Linked DNA regions of Homo sapiens: regions 1, 2 and 3 are each linked to region 4. Evidence: chromatin contacts called from ENCODE Hi-C data. All regions are on one chromosome and are shown on one strand. Each heading gives the region's core, a stretch centred on a gene start or an enhancer-like site at or near the end of the contact. The rest is flanking DNA. Distances are from core to core; before and after follow the strand shown.

The links. Hi-C counts contacts between places; a loop is a spot of excess contacts on that map. Pooled maps may share reads with other maps.
Region 1: a loop to region 4 is called in a map of mammary epithelial cell, with 5 times the contacts of the local background. The contact joins the enhancer-like site here to the promoter of LINC01571 in region 4. A Hi-C loop is called at or near these places in 1 of 168 maps with a recorded cell type or tissue (mammary epithelial cell), 1 of 37 single-sample maps with no recorded cell type and 7 of 50 pooled maps.
Region 2: a map of endothelial cell of umbilical vein shows a loop between it and region 4 (25-fold over the local background). The contact joins the promoter of LINC02168 here to the promoter of LINC01571 in region 4. A Hi-C loop is called at or near these places in 4 of 168 maps with a recorded cell type or tissue (IMR-90, MCF 10A, endothelial cell of umbilical vein and 1 more), 12 of 37 single-sample maps with no recorded cell type and 13 of 50 pooled maps.
Region 3: a loop to region 4 is called in a map of HepG2, with 32 times the contacts of the local background. The contact joins the promoter of LINC02128 here to the promoter of LINC01571 in region 4. A Hi-C loop is called at or near these places in 1 of 168 maps with a recorded cell type or tissue (HepG2), 2 of 37 single-sample maps with no recorded cell type and 6 of 50 pooled maps.

The regions. Positions count from the first base shown.
Region 1 is chr16:51,242,909-51,247,666 of GRCh38, reverse strand. No RefSeq gene overlaps it. Among named protein-coding and RNA genes, the nearest start is that of SALL1, 94 kb to the right of the region's middle. Within about 2 kb of position 3,471, at least 2 of the 41 ENCODE cell types and tissues checked have a DNase peak (open chromatin) inside an H3K27ac peak, as active enhancers do.
Region 2 is chr16:50,804,641-50,809,434 of GRCh38, reverse strand. LINC02168 (long intergenic non-protein coding RNA 2168) reads right to left here and starts at 2,763. Exons shown (of 2, transcript NR_146573.1): 1 at 2,628-2,763; 2 at 1,806-2,017. RefSeq lists an enhancer at 1-293.
Region 3 is chr16:50,838,212-50,843,265 of GRCh38, reverse strand. LINC02128 (long intergenic non-protein coding RNA 2128) reads right to left here and starts at 3,210. Exons shown (of 3, transcript NR_184286.1): 1 at 2,865-3,210.
Region 4 is chr16:51,759,074-51,764,139 of GRCh38, reverse strand. LINC01571 (long intergenic non-protein coding RNA 1571) reads right to left here and starts at 1,621. Exons shown (of 3, transcript NR_110916.1): 1 at 1,565-1,621. LOC105371257 (a long non-coding RNA gene) reads left to right here. Exons shown (of 4, transcript XR_001752182.1): 3 at 1,724-2,210.

The sequences.
Region 1 (4,758 bases), core at 2,222-4,721, 520 kb after region 4:
GGTGGGAAGCTGCTGAGATGGTATTCAGAGCCCGGGTGCAGTACTCAGCCTCTGCCTTGATTCAAGAAGCCCAGTTTAAGGGCCTCCCCACCCAGCCCCCAGGACTTTGTCAGGCGCCCCCTAAGCCTAGAGGCCTCAATTCTTCTACCCAGATCTGTGAAGTGTCCTTGGGTCTGTGGTGGCACTGGCCACCCTGGGGCCCCCTAGAAAGGGTCCCTCCCCGGCTTCTCTCCAGTGCCCAAGGTCTGTCCTTGTGCCAAATGCAACTGATCCGTAGTGGCTGCCTGCAATACTGAATGGAAAAGAACTTGGGGTCACATCTGGGCTAACCAGGAAAGACACCCTTGTCCATCGGTGATTTCCTCATGGGTGTAGGAAACAGGTTATCGGCCACTGGCATAGCATTTCACTCAAGCCCATGGCTGATGCTCACAGTCCTCTGCCCAAGCTGGGCTGAGTGTTTTCTCCTTGTAACCTTCAGACTGTTCTGCTACTATCTCAGTCAGGACTCTTCTGATTGCAAGTGACAGAAATCCAGCTCTACCTGAACATGCGAAAAAGGAGAAATAACTTACTTAACTGAATTATGCAGGGGCAGATTTCTCAACTTCTCCATCTCTCATGTATGCTTTCTTCTGGAACAACTTCATTCTCATGCAAATTCCCCTCTCAGGATAGCAAATATGGCAAAAACGGCTACCAGGACTGACAAGCTGGTCTTTCAGCTATAGTTTCAACAGAAGCTCCAGAGCTGAGTTTCACTGGCTTAAGTTGGATCACATGACCTCCCCTAAGCCAATCATCGTGGCCAAGGGATGGTCCAGTGGGCCAGGCCTGGGTCCCATGTTTGCCCCTGTAATGAAATGGGGAGATGGGGATGGAGATTAATCTCACTCGCCATCTAGCAACCTGTGGTGGAAAAGGGCTGGCTCTCCAAAGGAAACTTGGGATGCCTTTCTCAGCATTTTAAACACCTAAAAATCGCGTTTTAAGAAGGTTTTTCTGGGAAAAATGTTTACGGGATGGATTAGAGCATTGAGCATGTACTATGCCAACAAGCCAGTCTCGGCTCCTTTTCCCTGGTTTGTGTTTATAGACTTCAGTCCTGGGAAGATGGGTTCTTTCCTGACTCTCTTGATCATTCACATCAGAAAAGAGTTCTGTTCCTTGGGATTTTATTTTTAATTATGGGAAATTTTCAGATATAATCAAAAGTGTTGAAAATAATCTGTGTCTGTTCCTCAGCTTCAACAATGATTAACTCAGGGCCAATTTTATTTCATCTATAGCCCCGCCCATCCCCACTCCACCATGAATTACTTTGAAGCAAATCCAGACATCATATATCTTTAAGATGCTCAGATTGCAAGGCCCTACAAGAGCTAGAGATTCCATTCTCCTCGAGAAGAAAGGAATCTGGCCTGTTATTTTACGTCACTTAGCAGAGGAGAGTCTTGCCTTTCCTCCTCCATAAACATGGCCCAAATCTCCTTACCTGATATTATACTTTGAGTCTTTATGAGTGGAAAACTGCACTTTCTTTATTCTTGTCTGGAAGTGCTCAGCCGGAGTGATTGCAGTGTTATCTCCCTGGGCATCCCCATTGTCCTCATCCTGCTGTTTCAACCCACTTTGCCTGTAGCCTTGTTTTCTGACCTGCCCCCTGCCTCCTCCTACCTGATTTCTAGGGTCCCTTTCCCCATTCTTCTAGCATTCTAACATACACACAGTCTAGAGAACAACAATAGCCTGAAAAAACTCTATTTCCCATTTTATAATCCCAACACAGAGCAGTCTCTCTGCCATGCAGCATACCAGCCTACAAATTGCTGCCGATACATGCATCAAAGAGCCATTCGGCTGCTCATGTGAACACAGGCTTCCCTTGCGCTTCCAAATGCTATATTATCTCTGCCACAGCAAAACCCCTTGAATAGCTAATAAATGCAAAAGAAAGTTTGGGAGGAAAAAAAAGTTACAAAAAATTATTATTATTACTTAAAGAGCCAGAGAAAGATAGCAAGGTTCTTCTAAAGTTACAACACCATCGTTAGCAGCTGCAGGGTACATGAAAGCCAGGGGCCGGGGGAGGGAAGATAGGGCATATTTCAAAGCTGACTGCTGCAGTAACAAAACGCGAAGGGGGTGTTGTGTGGAATACGCCAAGTGTTTGAAGTGGACAAGGTTTCTAGCGTGTTGCCTTGATGCCTGTACATACTTAATAACAGATGTTTGGTCTCTCTAGGCAGATAATTGTCCTTCTGTAAGGTTGACTTGACCTGCCTGAACGGTCCAGCTTCGAGCGCTGCAGCAGTAACAAATGATCCTAGCTTCTCTCTTTTTTACTAGGGAGATGCTCAGCCACGCTTCCTTTTAAGCACATAATTACTCGGCAGCAACTGAAGCCCATACATTCCCCTCTCCTAATGGCCATGGAGCCATTCGGTCATAATTTATGGGGACAGGGTTCAAAGTTTTAATAATATTTGGATAATATCATTGCCCACACGTCGGGGACGTCGTGATGAATAGAAGGAGAGTGGGCTTATTTCGATTCCATGCATGACAGTGAGGACGTTAACGACTGGGTGCCCGGCGTGGCCTTTATGGAAACTGCCACCAGGCCATCAGCTCATGAATTATAGATCTGGGCATGAAGGATCACATAGGGATGTTGTTCATGAGGAACTGTCCTGTTAGCGCCTCTTCCTTATGCAGATAAATGAATTGCAGGGAATACCAAAACGGCGTAAATAAGCCCTTAGTGGATAACACATTAGAACATCAACATAAAAAACCCAGTGCTGGGGCCTGCTTGGGGATATTTATGTTTATACTCTCTGCTCAAGTGGCTCCCTTATTTTTTGGCTTCTTACTGCTCACCTCATAATTCCAACCTCCTAACGGCACCTCTGGGCATGTTTCTCGGATGCTCTGTGGTGCCTGTTGACATTTGTACACAAGTTTGCTCAGAGAAGTGCTTTTGGGTAGGCAGATGGGTGAAGGCTCGTCAAATTCAAAACAGACCTAGTTAGCATTGTCTTGGTGACGTGGTGGGGTGTCCCTAAAACAGAGGCCACACACTGGCAGGTGCTAGCAGAAGAAGAAGGGCAACTATGTCCCCAAAAGTAGAAAGAAGGGAGACCTTCTCAGTCATAAACCAGATAGAAAATATCCTTGGAAAAGATCGAGTTCAACCACACTACTCCCAAAAAGCAGGTGGCAAAATTGAGGTTCAGAGGAGAGCAGGGACTCCCCCTAAATTACAAAACCTTGTTGCCAAGCCAAGATTCCTGACTCCCAAGTGTGGCCCCAGGCTGCCTTATCTGGCCTGAGTTTTCTCTCCCCAAAATGTAAACATTCAACACCAGCACCAAATGATAGTGTTAAGACTAAAACAATGTTTGCCAACTTCCTCCTGTTAATCTAGACTGACTCACTCTGAACTTTGACAAGGTTCGCGTGCCGTGAGCAATCATTGAACTTACACACTCGATATCCATTTAATCTGAAGGATTTATTTGGAAAGAACAGCAATTATAGCTGCACCTCAGAATAACTAGGAAACGGCGCGTTTAAATCTCTTTAAATAGCTTGCCGGAGTTCTACATAGCTCCCCCACACCCAGGTTCTGATCTGGAGTTCTCATTTGCCTGGGCCTTTTTACAGAGCCCGGGAGTGGTTTGGAGCAGGTTTCAAACGTGGAGGTTTGTTTCTCTACTGGGAGGCACTTTACGTTGAGAGCTTTCTGTTTTCTGACACATCTAAGGATGTGTTCTTTTTTTATCTTGCCAGGAGAAAGGAGGTAACAATGTTCTGCTGAATAAAGGCCAAGAACATTTACCCAGTTATAATTTTTTTAATATTCATACAAAAAATTAACTTTTGGGGGATCACAGCTTTATGAATTTTAACACATACATAGAATCATGTAACCACCATCACAATCAGGATACAGAACAATTCCATCACCTCCAAATCTCCCATTAAAAAGTAAACCCCCAGCCAGGCGTGGTAGTTCATGCCTGTAATCCCAACATTTTGGGAGGCTGAGGTGGGTGGATTGCTTGAGCCCAGGAGTTTGAGACCAGTATGGGCAACAAAGCAAGACCCCCATGTCTACAAAAATAAAAAATTTAGCCAGCCACGGTGGTGCACACCTGTAATTCCAACTACTCAAGAGGCTGAGGTGGGAGGATGGCTTGAGCTCAGGACTTTGAGGCTTCAGTGAATGATGATCACACCACTGCACTCCAACCTGGGTGACAGAGAGACCCTGTCCACTCTCAAAAAAAAAGTCAAACCTTCCCTTGGTCCCTAACCTCTAATCCCCACTAATCTGTTCTCCACCCCAATAACTCTGTTTTTTGGGAGTGTCATATAAATAGGTTTATACAGTTTGTCACCTTTTGAGACTGGATTCTTTCTCTCAGCATAGTGCCTTTGAGATCCATCCAAGCCCTTGTCTGTATCTACAGTTCAGTCCTCTTTGTTGCTGAGCAGTATTCCATCACAGAGCCCAGACCTCAAGTCAGGCATCACCAGGTACTTACAGGATGAGGACAGTGGCTAATGGCTGTGATGTGTGTGCTGTGTGCACCACCATCTGTCCTAGTGTTTTACTGTACTAACTCATTTAACCTCTCGACAACCTAATGGGGTGATTACTAGCATTATATCCATTTTGCAGATTAGGAAATTAAACCATAAAGGGGCTACATAACTTGCCCAACATCACACGACTGGTAAGTCAGGAAC
Region 2 (4,794 bases), core at 1,514-4,013, 960 kb after region 4:
TTTTGATCGAAACCATTGGTGCACCCCAGAGCCCCCCACTGCCATGCCCACCCCTTTGATGTGGTGAGCTCTTGGCAGCCTCACCCTCCATGCCAGCTGCAATGCATTCCCTCCAGGGAGTCATAAAAGCCTCTGATCTCCAGGGGCCCAGCCACTGCCCTTCCAGACAGTCTTTTTCTTCCCAGGATGGCCAGGTCTCTTTTCAAAACTGGTGGAAGTTCACATGGGTCTTTATCATGCAAATGGCCTCAGAGGTGACCACTCCACACTCCCAAACACCTCAACGGTATTTGATTGACAGCCCATGCCCTTTCTGGTGTCTGTTCTCTCCTTCTGATAAATGGCCCCTTCCTGACAACCCTCCCTGCACATCCTGCCATTCAGTCAACCACGGATTTTAATTTAGATAATACCGACAAGAGAAAAACACAAACATGAAAGTCATCCGCAGTCACTGTCATCTCAGGAATCAATGTATTCCCTGCAAGCAAATTTTTCAGTACATGCACAATATTTTTTTTTTTTTTTTTTTTTTTGAGACAGGGTCTCCCTCTGTCACCACCCAGGCTGGAGTCCAGTGGCGCGATCTCGGCTCACTGCAACATCTGCCTTCTGCATTCAAGCAATTCTCCTGCCTCAGCCTCCTGAGTAGCTGGGATTACCGGCATGCCACCACAGCCCGGCTAATTTTTTTATTTTTAGTAGAGATGGGGTTTCACCATATTGGTCAGGCTGGTCTCAAACTCCTGACCCCAGGTGATCCGCCCACCTCAGCCTCCCAAAGTGCTGGGATTACAGGCATGAACCATCATGCCCAGCCACAAATTTTTGTATACACAAAATTAGATCTATTATCATACATAAGTTTTTAATAATCCACTTTTTTCACCTAATATAGTGTGAATTTTTGCTCATGTCCTTAAAAAAATTACATTCCAGAAGAATCATTAATGACTGCACATGGTTAATGGTTATGGTATAGTCTAGCTGTACCATAATTTATTACAGTCCTGCACATTTAACTTTTTCAGGTTTGGCCAGCATTATAAACAGTGCTGCTCGGAGTCTGATGGCTAATCTTGGGCACATCTGCGATCATGATTGCCTTAGAAAAATTTCCCAGCAACAGAATTGCTGGGGATGAGGTATGCACAATATGAAGGCTTTTGAAAACCAAGCACTCGTGTATCGGGCACCTACATGGCTCACAATTTGTGCAAAATGGGTTAGGGGTAGCAGGCAGAGAAAGAACCAAAGCAAGAGAAATCAGCATTCTGAGGGGGGGGGTCTCTGCACACACCAGACCCAGACACCATGGAAGTGCCACATGGGGAAGGGGCTTCCAAAGCACTGAGCCACCCTGAACGTCAGAGCTGGAAGGGACAGCACAGACTCTAATACAATTCTCTGTATTAGGAATGGGAAAACTGAGGCTCAGAGAGGTGCCACCCAGGAAGGGGGTGACCTCAGTACTGGAATCTTTCCAACATGGCTGTGTGCTTTGCTTGAAGTGAGCCCTGCTCTGGGAGAAGGGCCCGAGGTGGCAGGCCGAGCCTTGATATGAAAGTATAAACCATTTTCCCCCACCTCCCAAGCAGAGGTGGATGGGAGGGGGTGAGGAATGCTGAGGAGGCCTCCAGCCGGCCTCACACAGGTAACAGCAGCAGTAGTGACCCATTTGAGCCCCCATGGTGTGCCAGATGCTGGTCCCAGGACTTTGGGTCTGTTATCACTGAAACCACACACAAAATGAGCGACAGGGGCACTGTGGTTTTGTCAGAGATGCTTGCTCTCATTTGCACAGAAAGGAGTTCATGCAAGTCTTTTTATTATTATTACATGTCACCGCAACAGGGTATTGCAGTGGGGGAAAGAGACTGGACTCAACTCCCCACTTATGCAAGTCTTAATCCAAGTGGAATCTCTTCTCTGGATTTCTAGAGTGGCAGGTGAGGGGGCGGGAAGCCTCTTCTCCATAATGGCAGTGGTTCTCACACTTCAGCGTGTGCCCGATTCTCTTGGTGGGAAAAGGGGGAAGTGTTCAAAATGCACATTCCAGGGCCCTACCCTGAGAGCTTGATGCTGTAGATTTTGCACAGGGCCTCCAAGACCAAATTCTCTTTTTTAGAGACAGAGTCTTGCTCTGTCGCCCAGGGTGAAGTGCAGTGGTGTGATCATAGCTCACTACAGCCTCCAACTCCTGGGCTCAAGTGATCCTCAAGCCTCAGCCTCCCAAGTAGCTAGGACTACAGAAGTGCATCATTACACCTGTCTAATTTTTATTGTTATTATTGTATTTTTGTAGAGACAAGGTCTTGCTGTGTTGCCCAGGCTGGTCTTAAAGTCCTGGCCTCAAGCCCTGCCCGCCTCAGCCTCTCAAAGCGCTGGAATTACAGGTGAGAGCCACCACGCCCAGCCGGAGCCTGCATTCTTAAATGTCCCTGGATGACTACGACGCAGGTTGGTCCAAAGACCCCTCTCTGGGAAGCACTGAAGACAGTGTGGTTGATTTTCACATTGGGATCCTGACAAAGTAACCTGTACTAAAGTTAACACAGTAGATATGAGGCTTACACTGAGAAAGGGTCGCAAATAAAGGGAGGTGACATCAGAATCCTATTACGTACCGACATTCCCCCCATAAAGCCACAGATTTGTAATTCATTCATTCCTTTGCAGATTCCGGGACCTCACAACCGACCTTACGGCATTCGCCCAGTAGATGGCGCTAGCTCATTTTAAACCCCGTTTGTAGACGGTGCCTGAAAGCTCAAGACAGAGGGAGCAGCAGATGCAGAGAAAGGGCAAGACAGAGCCCATTATGAGAGAGGACAGCCACAAACAGAAATGGTCAACACTAAGCAGCTGTCCCGAAATGACGCAGAGGAAACTTAAACCCTCTTAGGGTGTAGTGTGTAATCTGGTGTGTTGGCCCGACTGCCACATTGGCTTTCAAAATCCCTGCTGCCTCCCAAGCCTGGGTTCTGGCTGCGGCTCGGAGTTTGGGAGCTTAGATCTAGGACAGCGCCATAACCAGTAATGACCACAAGATGGCGCTGCTGCACTCAGGGACAAGATGCCTGAGAAAAATCTCAATCTCATAAAACCATCTAAAGGATAAAGAGTGTGGCTTAAAATAGGATCGTGGAGGGAGATGAGAGGCAGAAAGAGAACTGCTGATTAGACTTGCACCCTGTCTCTCAAGTTCATGTTTACGATATTAGTACTAATGCTGCTGCTGCTGCCACTGGTGGCTGCTGTTTACTCAGGGGCTACGGAGTGCCAGGCACTGTGATAAGCACTTTCCGTGCATGGTTTCATTCAAAGTTCATCAAAGCCCTAGCAGGGGAGTCCTACGATGTCTCCACTTCTGAGAGGAAGCATTATTTGGGGAACTAGAGACTGAGACGTCTTGTGCTTTCTCAAAAGAAATGGGGACAGTAATCTAATTCTGAGCACACTGACAATAGACAGTGGGGCTTCCACGAATAAAAGGCTGAAACAGCCTGGACAACATAGCGAGAGCCCCCTCTCTACAAAAATGTAAAAAGCCAGCTGGGCATGGTGGTGTGCACCTGCAGTCCCAACTACTGAGGAGGCTGAGGCGGGAGGTTTGTGCCAGGCACTGATCAAGGTGGTAAGGAAAGACAATTAAAGGGACTAGGGGAGGTCCTGAGGAGCCCACGATAAGCCATGCAGCCAGGGGATCAGTGCTGTGGAGAAAATGAAGCGCACAGGAGTCTATATGTGCCTGTAGGTGTGTTTGAGATGATGGCAGAAGTAAACTGGAGCTGGCATCCATGGCTCACAAGAGCCCATTATTAAATTTTCAGGAATTTTGCGAGTCAGTTCTTGGATGGATCTATTATTGAATTATTAAGCTAACAAAGTATATAAACTTACAAATTATATAAACTTAAAATGAAATTATACTTAAAATAAAGGTAACAAATACTCGCAACTCATTACTTCCTAATTATTTTATATTTTACCATTTTCTGTGCCAAAGGTAAGCAAACTGTTTCTGGGAAGGGCCATTTAATGACTGCGTGAGCCATAAGGGTTCAGTCAAAACTATTTGACTCAGCCATTGTAGCACAAAAGCATTGATAATATAGACTGAGCATCTCTAATCTGAAAAATCTTAAATGCTCCCTAATCCAAATATCTGAAATGCTCCAAAATCCAAAACTTCTTGAGCACCAACATGACACTCAAAGGAAATGCTCATTGGGGCATTTTGGATTTTGGATTTCTGGGTTAGGGCTGCTCATCTGGTACTGCAAATATTCCCAAATCCAAAAACATCTGAAACCTGAAACACTTCTGGTCTCAAACATTTCAGATAAGGGATATTCAACCTGTACTTAGATAAATGGTCATGACTGTGTTCCAATCAAATGTGATTCACAAAATCAGGTGCTGAGCTGGTTTGGTTCACGGGCTGCTGTTTGCCACCGTGGTTTTATGTCTATCGTATCTGTATGGCGGAAATGCTATGTACTTGTGTTAATCCTACTATATAAGTCTTCCCTAGTTCCTTGAAAGGTGTCATTTTGGTAGCTTGCAATTGGCCGTGGTGGGGGTATTTATACCACCAAATCAGCAGAGGCTACAAACAGGGTTGCCCCTCAGCCCCCAAGAGCTGGTTGTTAAACATTCCAGCACACCCCTGGCTAATGTGGTCTGTGAAGGCCTCTTCAGGGAGGTGACCTCTGAACAGAAACCTGAAACCACACTTAGTCCTTCCAACCTGCAGAGGCCCATCCCACCCCCAATGGGCGACCTACAGGG
Region 3 (5,054 bases), core at 1,961-4,460, 920 kb after region 4:
GCAGTGCATGTGTAGGGTGGGGTGTATACGGGAAATCTCTGTACCTTCTGCTCTGTTTTGTTGAAACCTAAAACTGCTCTAAAAATACAGTCTCTAAAAAAGTTCAAGACAGTTACATTTAATTAAGGACATTAAACTAAGCATGGGGCCTGCATGGGTCACACTCACATGAAGCTGGTCCTGTCTGCTGGGTCTCCTCACCTGGCCTGACCCTGGCCATCACACCCAGGCAGTGGAAGCCACCACACAGTCACTACTGGGCCCACCTTCATTCATTCATTTATTCATTCAACACAGATTTACTGCGTGTCTGTGACACTCCAGGGACTGTGCTCAGTGCTGGGGACATAGCAGTGAAAATACAAGTCCCTGCCCTCACAGAGCTCAAATTCCAGAGGGAGAGACAAACAATAAACAAGATAAATCAATATGTCATCTGTTGGACAGTGAGCAGGGCAGAGGAGATGCACGCACTGTGGGGTGCAGGGTAGGGGATGAAATCATAACCGCAGAGGTTAGGGGAAGTATCACTGAGAAGGTGACTGTTGAGTAGAAGTGAGAGACTGAGTCATGTCCAGTGACTGGGAGGCAGAGGCAGGTTCCGGAGAAAGAGGAGAGTGGAAGCAAAGGCTCTGAGGCAGCAGCTTGGCTGGAGTGTTAGGGGAACTGCAAGGAGGCTGCTGTGGACGCAGGGGAGGAAGAGAGAGGGATGGAGGGGGAGGCGAGGTCGGTGAGGAAGGCCGAGCCAGACCACAGGGGCCTCGCCGGCCATGGCAAGGAATTTGGTTTTTACTCCAAAGAGAAAGAGGAAGCCAGGGAAGAGTTTTGAGCGGAAGAGTGACCTGGCCTGACTCCTGTTTCTAAAGGATCAGCCTGGCTATTGAGTGGAGGACAAGTGGGGATGGCGGACACCGAGAGGCCCGCTAGGAGATGCTGGCCTTCCCCACCACCCGTCATCCCGCACAGGCCATCGGCCCGGTAGCAGCATCCGGGACTCTCCACCCCCGGGCTTTTGCAGCAGGTTCTCAGGCAGCAGGAGGTGCTGGGAATTAACACCCCCAGGGAACAGCCCTCAGCCAATGACAAATGGAGTTGAAGAGAAGACCGCAGCTTCCCCACCTCCAGGTGGGACAATCCCAAAGTGTGCCCCACAGTGCCGCCCCAGGATCCCTAGCAGGACTGCACCCCAGTTGCCCACAGCTGTCACCTGCTTGGTGACGTACCCCGTGTGCGGTCCTTCTCTCCTCTACCACTGCTTCCTGGGACCACCTCCGGGAGAAAGCACTTGGGGGAAACTTGTCTGAAGATGTACTTCTGGGAGAACTTTAGCTAAGAGGGAAGTATGGCCATAAGTGACTCGAAGGTGGCTCAGATGGTGGTTGGCATCACACATAGTAAGAAGGGATTCTGGCTACATTAGGAAGGGATTTACAGCCGAGCAGGAGGTGAGGTCGGCAGGCTCGGGGCACCTGTCTTCACCTCCCAAGCCAGGTGGCCAGGCCTGAAGGCACTCAGCCTCCAGAAGCCCACAAGGCAGGACGGTGCCCTGACCACAAGCCCTGGGCGCCGGGCCGCCAGCCCGTGTCCTGCAGGGCTGAGGGGCTGAGGCCTTCTGAGTTAATGAGGTCCCCGGCAGAAGCACACCCCGCTGAAAATGACAAACGAACAGCATTACAGGCCGTTCCCACAATTACTATCAGTTGGCTGTAATATAAATATGCAAATTCCCTGGGCTTGAACTTTAACACCCTCGGTAGAGACCATTCATCTCTTTAAAGTATTAATTTAAGTTGTAACAGGGCCCATACATCACCGCGTGTCATTTTGAAAACAAATATTAATCAATTTTACCCTCGGAATTGCTACAGCGGAGGCGGCCCCCACGGCTGCGACTGCGGCACCGGAAGGCTGCAGCGAGAGATTTACATATTCATCCGAGCTTAAGGAAGCCGCGATAATGCAGGTACAGCCCGAAACCCACGCCCCCAGACCTTATCTGCGCGCCCCGCCGGCCCGCGGCTGCTTCTGCATGCGCCGCGCAGTGACTTGCAAATGAAACCCGCAGACCGCTGTCTGGATAACCTTGAACGCCACCGAGACAGGAGGCGAGGCGGCCTTCCAACTTCTCCTTTCCCAGAAATCAAAAAGTATTGAGAAAGGCTAGGATCTCCCTCTCCAAACGGGAGAAACAGCTCTGGCCTCCTTGGAGGTCCTGAGCAAGACAGGCTGGTCCCTGAACCCAGCTTACTTTTCCACCAGCCTTAAGAACCAGGACACCAGAGTGGCAGGTCCTGAAATGACGCGGGGGACTGGAGGTGGTGGTCTTCTGGGGACAGAAAAGGGCTGTGGAGTCATATAGCCCTGGCTTCCAAAACAGAGTCCGCACATACATGCCATGGACCTTCGCATAGATTGATTTAATTTCTTGGTTACATTAATGGAGAAATGTGCCCAGATATTAAAGATATCAACTCAAAGAGTCATTGGCAGGCTTAGAAATTATCTATGAAAAGCACCTATCACAGAAATGGGTATATAGTAAGGGCTGGGATGACATTATCAACAATTATTATTATTTTACTCAGTTATCTTCTGGGGTGACCATTCCCCTCTCCTCAACTGCACCCCCTTTGATCTTTCTACCCTTGCATCTGTAGTGGGTTTGAGGGACAGGACCTCCTGCTCCCACCCTGCCTACTGCCACAGTCTTAGTCTAACAGAATCTGCTGCCCCCTGCCTGAAGATCTGCCACTTCCTTTACAAGAAGACAGGACATCCTGGAAAGAAATGCAAGCCAGGTTGAAAGGTTAATAGCTCCCATTCCCCAAGGTGCTGACCACTCCCTGCTTCCCCTAGGGAGATACCTCCATCCTCAGCCGGAGACAGCACGCCTCCAGCCTCCTCTCGAATCAGGGCTTGCAGGGGCACAAAGCTGCTGCCATTCTCTGGTACTGGGGAGCGTCCACGTCAAGCCAGCAGAGGACACGTTGCACCTGCACAGGTGCATGAGAGATGCTCCTTCCATCCCAGAGCCATCCTACACTGGCCTGCACACCCTCGTCAGCATCCACTGCGTTGTATGCATGTACACATGCTGTACACACGGGATGCTGGCTCACTGTGTGGCTGACCTCCACATTGCAGCCCAGAAAACCTCGCAGCCCAGAAAACCCCACCTCCCTTCATTGGCCCATCAGCAATGTTGGAACTGGACTTCCATGACGAACTCTATGCATAGAACGGTGCACAGTCGAAGGGTTCTCCCCCGGAATGGTGATGCCAACCAGTGAACATCGTCCACCACCTCCTGGTAATGCTGAGTATCGGCCAATGTCAAACATTCACTGGGACAGCCGCAGATCCTGGCTCAAGTGAGGAAGAGAAATACCTCCCTATCCTTCTCCCTGGTGCTAGGGTGAGAGAAACTCATTTCATCACTGCTAAGCCTGGGACAGGAATCACTCAGGGATACAATAAAATCCCCACCCTGCAGGTATATCTGAACCAAATGAAGTATATACACCCATACATATCAAATCACATGTAAGCATGTGCACATGTATAGGCTGGACTATGTGTAAATGTGCACATTGCCCACGTGTGTTAAGCCATATGCAAGGATTTACATGTGTGTGTTCTACCACAGGTAAGTGTGCTTGTGTGTGTTAAGTTGCATGTGAGTGCACATGTGTGTTGATCCACATGTGAGTGTATGCACACGTGTATATTAAACCACATGTTGGTGTGTGCATTGCACATGTACATGTGTATTGAGCTACATGTAAGTGTGTGCATACATGTATGTTGACTCACACAGAAGCATTGCAGGCGCATATGTGTATATCGAACCACACGTAAATGTATGCACACATCATGTTGGTCTGTGACAGTCTGTGCAAAAAATGACATCCAGAGATAATGGCAGGAAATAAACACAGTGACTGTTTAACAAAGAAAAAAAAGAAAGAAAGAAATCCTGTTAAAAACACCCTATATTAAAATTTGTAATTAAAACATTCATCCCACAAATGTTTATGAAGGACCTAATTTTTTTTTCTTTTTAGAGACAGGGTATCACTATGTTGCACAAACTGTTTTCAAACTCCTGGACTCAGGTGATCCTCTGGCTTTGGCCTTCTAAAGTGCTGGGATTACAGGCATGAGCCACCATGCCCAGCTGGACCTAATATATTTCAGGGAAATGTCCAGTCAGGAGGCCAAAGGGCTGAGTTATGGGGAGTGGACCAGCCAGAGTTTTCACATAGTTCATTGAACCTAAGACACAGTTTTAGCCTATGAAATAAAGTACGCTGTAATAAATTCAGGAAATCCCAAGTCAAGTTCTTTCCTTCTGGCCTGCGACTTAGTAATCAACATGGTTATTCCCTGCTACTTAAGGAAAACCCATGGTTCTGAAGGACAGTGGTAGTATATAGGTAAAATCTTCCAGAAAACAAGTGTGTTGGTTTTTTTGTTTTTGTTTTTTGAGACAGGGTCTCGCTCTGTCACCCAGGCTGGAGTGCAATGGTGCAGTCATAGCTCACTGAAGCCTCGAACTCCTGGGCTCCAACTATCCTCCCACCTCAGCCTCCCAAGTAGCTAGAACTACAGGTGTGCACCACCAGGCATGGCTGGTTTTTTAAATATTTTTTGTACAGACAGTCTTGCTGTGTTACCCAGGCTGGTCTCAAACTCTTGATCTAATGCAATCCTCCTGCCTCAGCCTCCCAAACTGCTAGGATTATAGGCATGAGCCACTGTGCCTGGCTGTGGTTTTTTTTAAGTGCATAGATTTTTTTTCTAAGTGGAATGTTGTAATAAGTTGGCCTTTGCCAGGAAATCTATCTTGATGTCATATTTTCCACGCAGGCCCAGGGTACCTTGTCAGTAGATCTCTAATTTCCTGGAAGTCAATTACCCAATCAACTGAGCAGCAAAGACAGTGATCTTGGGCAAGTTACTCACTGTGCTTCCATTTCCTCACCTGTGAAACAGGGACAACACCAGGACATGTCTTTTAGCATTGTTGTAAGGATGAAACCAGTCCAAAACTG
Region 4 (5,066 bases), core at 372-2,871:
GGGGAAGCAAAGACAGTGTGGTTAATCGAGAGAATCAAAACTAAATTTCTAGACCTGATTTCTGACCCTAGCTGTGCCTCGAACCAGCTGTGTAACTGGGCAAATTACTTTGCCTCTGCCAATTTTGGTTTCCTGGCTAAAGATTTTTACTAGAGGGTCTCTAATAGGTTGCCAGGTTGAGAAGGAAAAAAAAAAGTAAGGAAGAAAGGAAAGAAGGAAGGGAGAAGGAAGGGAGGAAAAAAAAAAAACAAAAACAACACACAGGCATCCACTTAAATCTGAATGTCAGATAAACAAAGAATATCTTTTAGTGTAAGTATGCCCCACGTAATATCTGGGACATACTTACACTAAAATCAAACCACTATTCATTCTTTTTCTGAAATTCAAATGTAACTGGGTATTCTGTAATTTATCTGGCAACCCTAGGCCTCCAATTCTATAATTAATGATTCTGACTGTATTTGTTTCTAAAAGTGTATGAAGGAGAGAGAGAGAGAGAGAAGCAATCCCCTGAAAGCACTCACCAGCCGGTTGCTAGTCTGCAAAAGGACAGCTCATGGCATTAGAGTAAAAGTCTCTTTAGGCTGAGAGGCAGCCCTGGAGAAAACAACGCCCTTTCCTGATGACATAGGCCCCTCCCATGGCTGTCCTGAGAGCCAGACCTCTTTGTGGGCCTAGAGAGCTCTGTGCCCTGAACCGTCTCAGTGGCAGGCAGTGCTGTGCTGAGCGCCCTAAGAAAAAGCCTAGTCCCTTCCATACACAAAGACAATTGCAATTAATCCCTGTTGTGAGCCACCAGGCACCAAGGATCACAGAATCCTCACAACAGGGGCCTAAACAAATCATCCTTAGGTGGAAACCAGGAATGGATCCAGCCTCCCCTTTCTCCCTAAGTAATGTGGACATAGAGGGCATCCACCCCAACCTGTTTGTTATGGGACTGGGTAAGAGTGGGAAGATAGAGCAAGATAGAGAGAGGAAGAGGATGTGAGATGCTGGAAGTCAGTGTTGCAGTCAGTTAGCAAAAGGCCGGGTAGTTAGAATTGGGATACCGAGATTTCCCCCACAACCTTAAAAAATAATTGCAGGTAACACTTTATTCTGTGTTACAGTGAGGTCCCTCCCTTAAGCATAATGACTGCTTCTTTGGTCCATTTAGTTTGGGTCTTTTGCAATTTATCAGAGATGAGTTCCCTGGAGTCTGGGATCCCATTCAAAGCAGTGTGGGCGCACGCATAAGTGTGTTGATTGCATTTCCACAATCCTCAGATTCTGCCCTTGAGAGGGGCTGTCCCTCCACTGATTCCTGGAATGGATGGGCAAACAGAGCCCCAGTGTCTCCAAAAGCACTTCAGAATCCCCCTCACCACCACCGCCACGCCGCCAGGAAATGAATTAACCTGGACACCCAGACAGCTGCCATTAACTCGACCTCCCCTCCATAAAGAAGCACGCAGAGCCGGAGTGTAAAGAGGATATGGTTAGGATACGATGTTTAACAGAGAGAAAGAAAGGAGGAGAAACAACTGTTTGCTTTAGATGCAAATAAACTCAACTTCACCTTTAAAGCTGAAAACCTGTGCCCTTGGCAAGACGTTTGGGGACTGTTCCAGAGATATTAATCTTCCTCCGTTTACATGTTAAATAGATCTTTGGAAACGGTTTCTCCAGCACTGTTTTTTCTCTCCGGCACAATCTCCTTCTCTCTTTCTTTTTTTAGTACAGTCAGGACTCCCCAGCAGCGAGAAGCCCCGGGGGACGAAGGTGGAGGCACCAAGCCGTGTGGATTTCAGAGCCATCCGCGGCTGCCGGCTGTTGGGGCGGCCAGGAGTGGCCTGCCAGCAGATGGCGCTGCGCCGCACGTTATGGACCCTCGTGTGCCCGACCGGCTCAGGGAAGGAGACAGACGGCTCAAAGTTTCTAGTGCCATTCCTGGACTGAAACAAATGTTTGTGGAATTAAGTAGTGATTTCCTTTAGTGTGCGCCACTCTTACTGGCTGTGTTTTCAGGCCTAGATGTTAACATATGCCACATATTACTTTTTTTTTTTTTTTTTTCCTGGTGAAGTCAGGGGTTTCCAAGCACTCAGCCTCATCCTAAGTGTTCATGTCAACTAGCAAAGGTCTGCATTTTCTGATAAAATAACTTATAAAACTTCCATATTAAGAGCTAAAATGGTTTGGAAGACAAAGAAGTGCTGAGAAATGTAAGTAAACAGAGCACCTAACATTTTGTCTTTCTAAATAAACAAACGGGGAGGGAGGTGTTCCTTTATTAGGCTCAAAAATTACTCATGAGAGCGGCCAGGAGGAGATTCAAGGCATTCGGGAAAAAGTGTCTCTGGCTACTGGGGGGAAGGGGGTTGCATTATGTGATTGCTGGAAACACTGAGGTGCAATGATCATAAATGTAGAATCGTGGAGAAAATTTAGGATATGCTCGGAACACCCAAGGCACAGCCAGAAGTCCCTGGGTTTTCAGAACCCAGTTAAACAACAATGGGTTAAGGGTGATAGGAATTGCCAGTGCAATTGCTTCACCATGCCAAGTGGCTCCATTAGTTAGGGTTCAGTATGTATTTAATGTTGCCATAAAATCTGTCTTCTCAAAGTAAACAAGGCAAGTCTGTGAGCATCTCCGACAAGATGTATGAAGCTTTGTTTGGGATAATGGATTTGACATGAGTAAAAACACTGGGGATTAAATGGACCCAGCACGGATAAATATGACTAATTGTCATCTCCTCGTATCAGCGTAAACATCTCTAGCACCGCATACTAGGGAGAGATGGTGGAGCAAGGGGGTTTGGGGGCGATTAGTCACTGCAGAATTGATTCACAACTGATTGATTAAGCAGGGATGGAGGGGAACATTGAGGCCTTTCCTTCCACATGGAGGTGAATGTCGCGTTTTAGAATTTCCAAGCATTTCTTGCTCAGATTGAACTGTGAGTCACAGCCCTAAAGAGTGAGTACACAGCTGTTCTGTTGTGTGTGTACACGGTAACTTTGGGCTTCTTTTTCTTAAATGTTCATTAATCTTTTAAAACTGGCAGAATGGCCCGAGCATCTTTTACACAAAAGAACAAGATCTGAAGTCTTGTCATGGACTTTTTAGAAGTTTTCAGCAAGCGACTCAATTCCTGTTTCTCTTAATGTACATAGAGATAATATTTAACTTTCCTCACCTATGTTACTGCTTTATTTTGTAAATATCGCTATGTGGATTTCTTTTTCTTAGATGATGAATACATATATCTAATACTAAAATACATTTTTTCAAAGTAAGCAATATTCTCAGGCTTTGAAACTTTCTCATTTGGAGCAGTAATTATATTTAAGGTCATTAAATAATCTGAAAGAGAATATTCATTTACTAACATATGGTTTTTAACATTTGATTCTGTTTTTTCTTTTTACCTGTTTTCATTTTTTAAGCTAAAGTTCAAAGACATTTTCTAACCAAATGTCATTTATCATATCAACATATGCTGTTTATACCGTGAATATAGTTAACGTAGTGAAATGAAACTTTAGTTGTGTGAAAAATAGCAACTTTTAAGGCTCACCAAATATTACAAACACTGCAAATTCTTTCTGTAATATCCAGAAGTTGATTTTGGATCAAAATTTAGAGCTGTCTTTCAAACAGAGCCACATTAAATTTAAAATTAGTCAAGGATTACAGTTTGCTATGAGAAATGTCTCCACCTCCAATATGAGCAAATGTCATCAAAGTGAAAGGGGAAAAAAAGAAAAGAAAAGAAAAGATGGGATTGTTTTGACACAAGTGAGAGAAGCTTAGTGTCGCTTCATTTTTAACCTCATTTCAAATTATCTTTTAACCACCCTGATATTTCTGCTTGGAGATAATCACATCTCATCAGCCTTCTCAAAACCCGGCAGCTACATACCCGGAGCTAATGCTTCTTGTTAAATCATATTGCTAAACAAATTGTTACAGCTCCCGCAGCTGACTGATGGAAATCAGCTTTGCTGGACAGCCTCTTTTTCTTTTCTTTCCATCATTCAATTTTATTTTCTTTCCGTGGGTAATTTTAATCTTCCAGAAGATGTTTGATTGTTTCTCCTAGAGAGGTAGGACATGAGTTTTAAAAATGTAAAAGCAAATCTGCCCTATAGGTGATGAAGATGGAGACCTGTTGCAATGCTCCTGGGAAAATAAACACATGGATTCACATCTATGTTTAATAGAAGAAAATCTTTCTCAGGAAAAGCAATAAAATGTGGGGACTTCAGGAGAAGAAAAGTTACCCTGGTTATAAACATCCACAATCAATTATTCCTAACATCATTTAAGAATTCACATATTGTTGAGGTTTAACAAACACAGCAAGGAAACTGGGCTTATTTATTTTAGCAGTTTTGCATCTGCAGATGTAAAATCAAAAGCTCCCTGCTTAACATTTGAAAAACTCCTATGTAAATGACTGACCGCCTTATCTTGACACAATTTGCCTCAACTTCACTTCCTCTCACTTCGTCATTTAATTTGTATGGTTTCCAAATCAGAGCCGACTATCATCTATTAGTCCCCCTGGTGACAGAGGGCAGGGTGCTGTTGTATTGGAGTTAATAAAGCAGAAACACAAGCCTAATTACTGGGGAGATAAGCCATGCTGGCAGGGATTCTGTCCTCCAGGTCTGGACCTATCTGCACCCAGACATTTTGGAGTGGGTCTGTGAGCACAAGGGCAGACACAGACAGCAGCAGATTGGGCTGCATTTGTTTTCACGTTAGAGGTGCTGATACATTTCAGGAATCACTTTACCTGGAAGATGGGGTGGTAAACTGCATCTACAGGAGGAAACAAGTGTATATCCATGAGTCAAATGAGATAATGGGGGCAAAGGTGTGTCATAACTGCAAGGGGCCAAATAGAAAGTGACATTTTTGTTACAAGAGCATGGATGTGTATTTAAATATAGTCTACAGACACAAGCATTAAATAGCTCCATGTTGAATGTGTGTGAGTGTGTGTGTGTGTGTGTGTGTGCGAGAGAGAGAGAGAGAGAGGAAGAGAGAGAGATTGCCTTTCTGA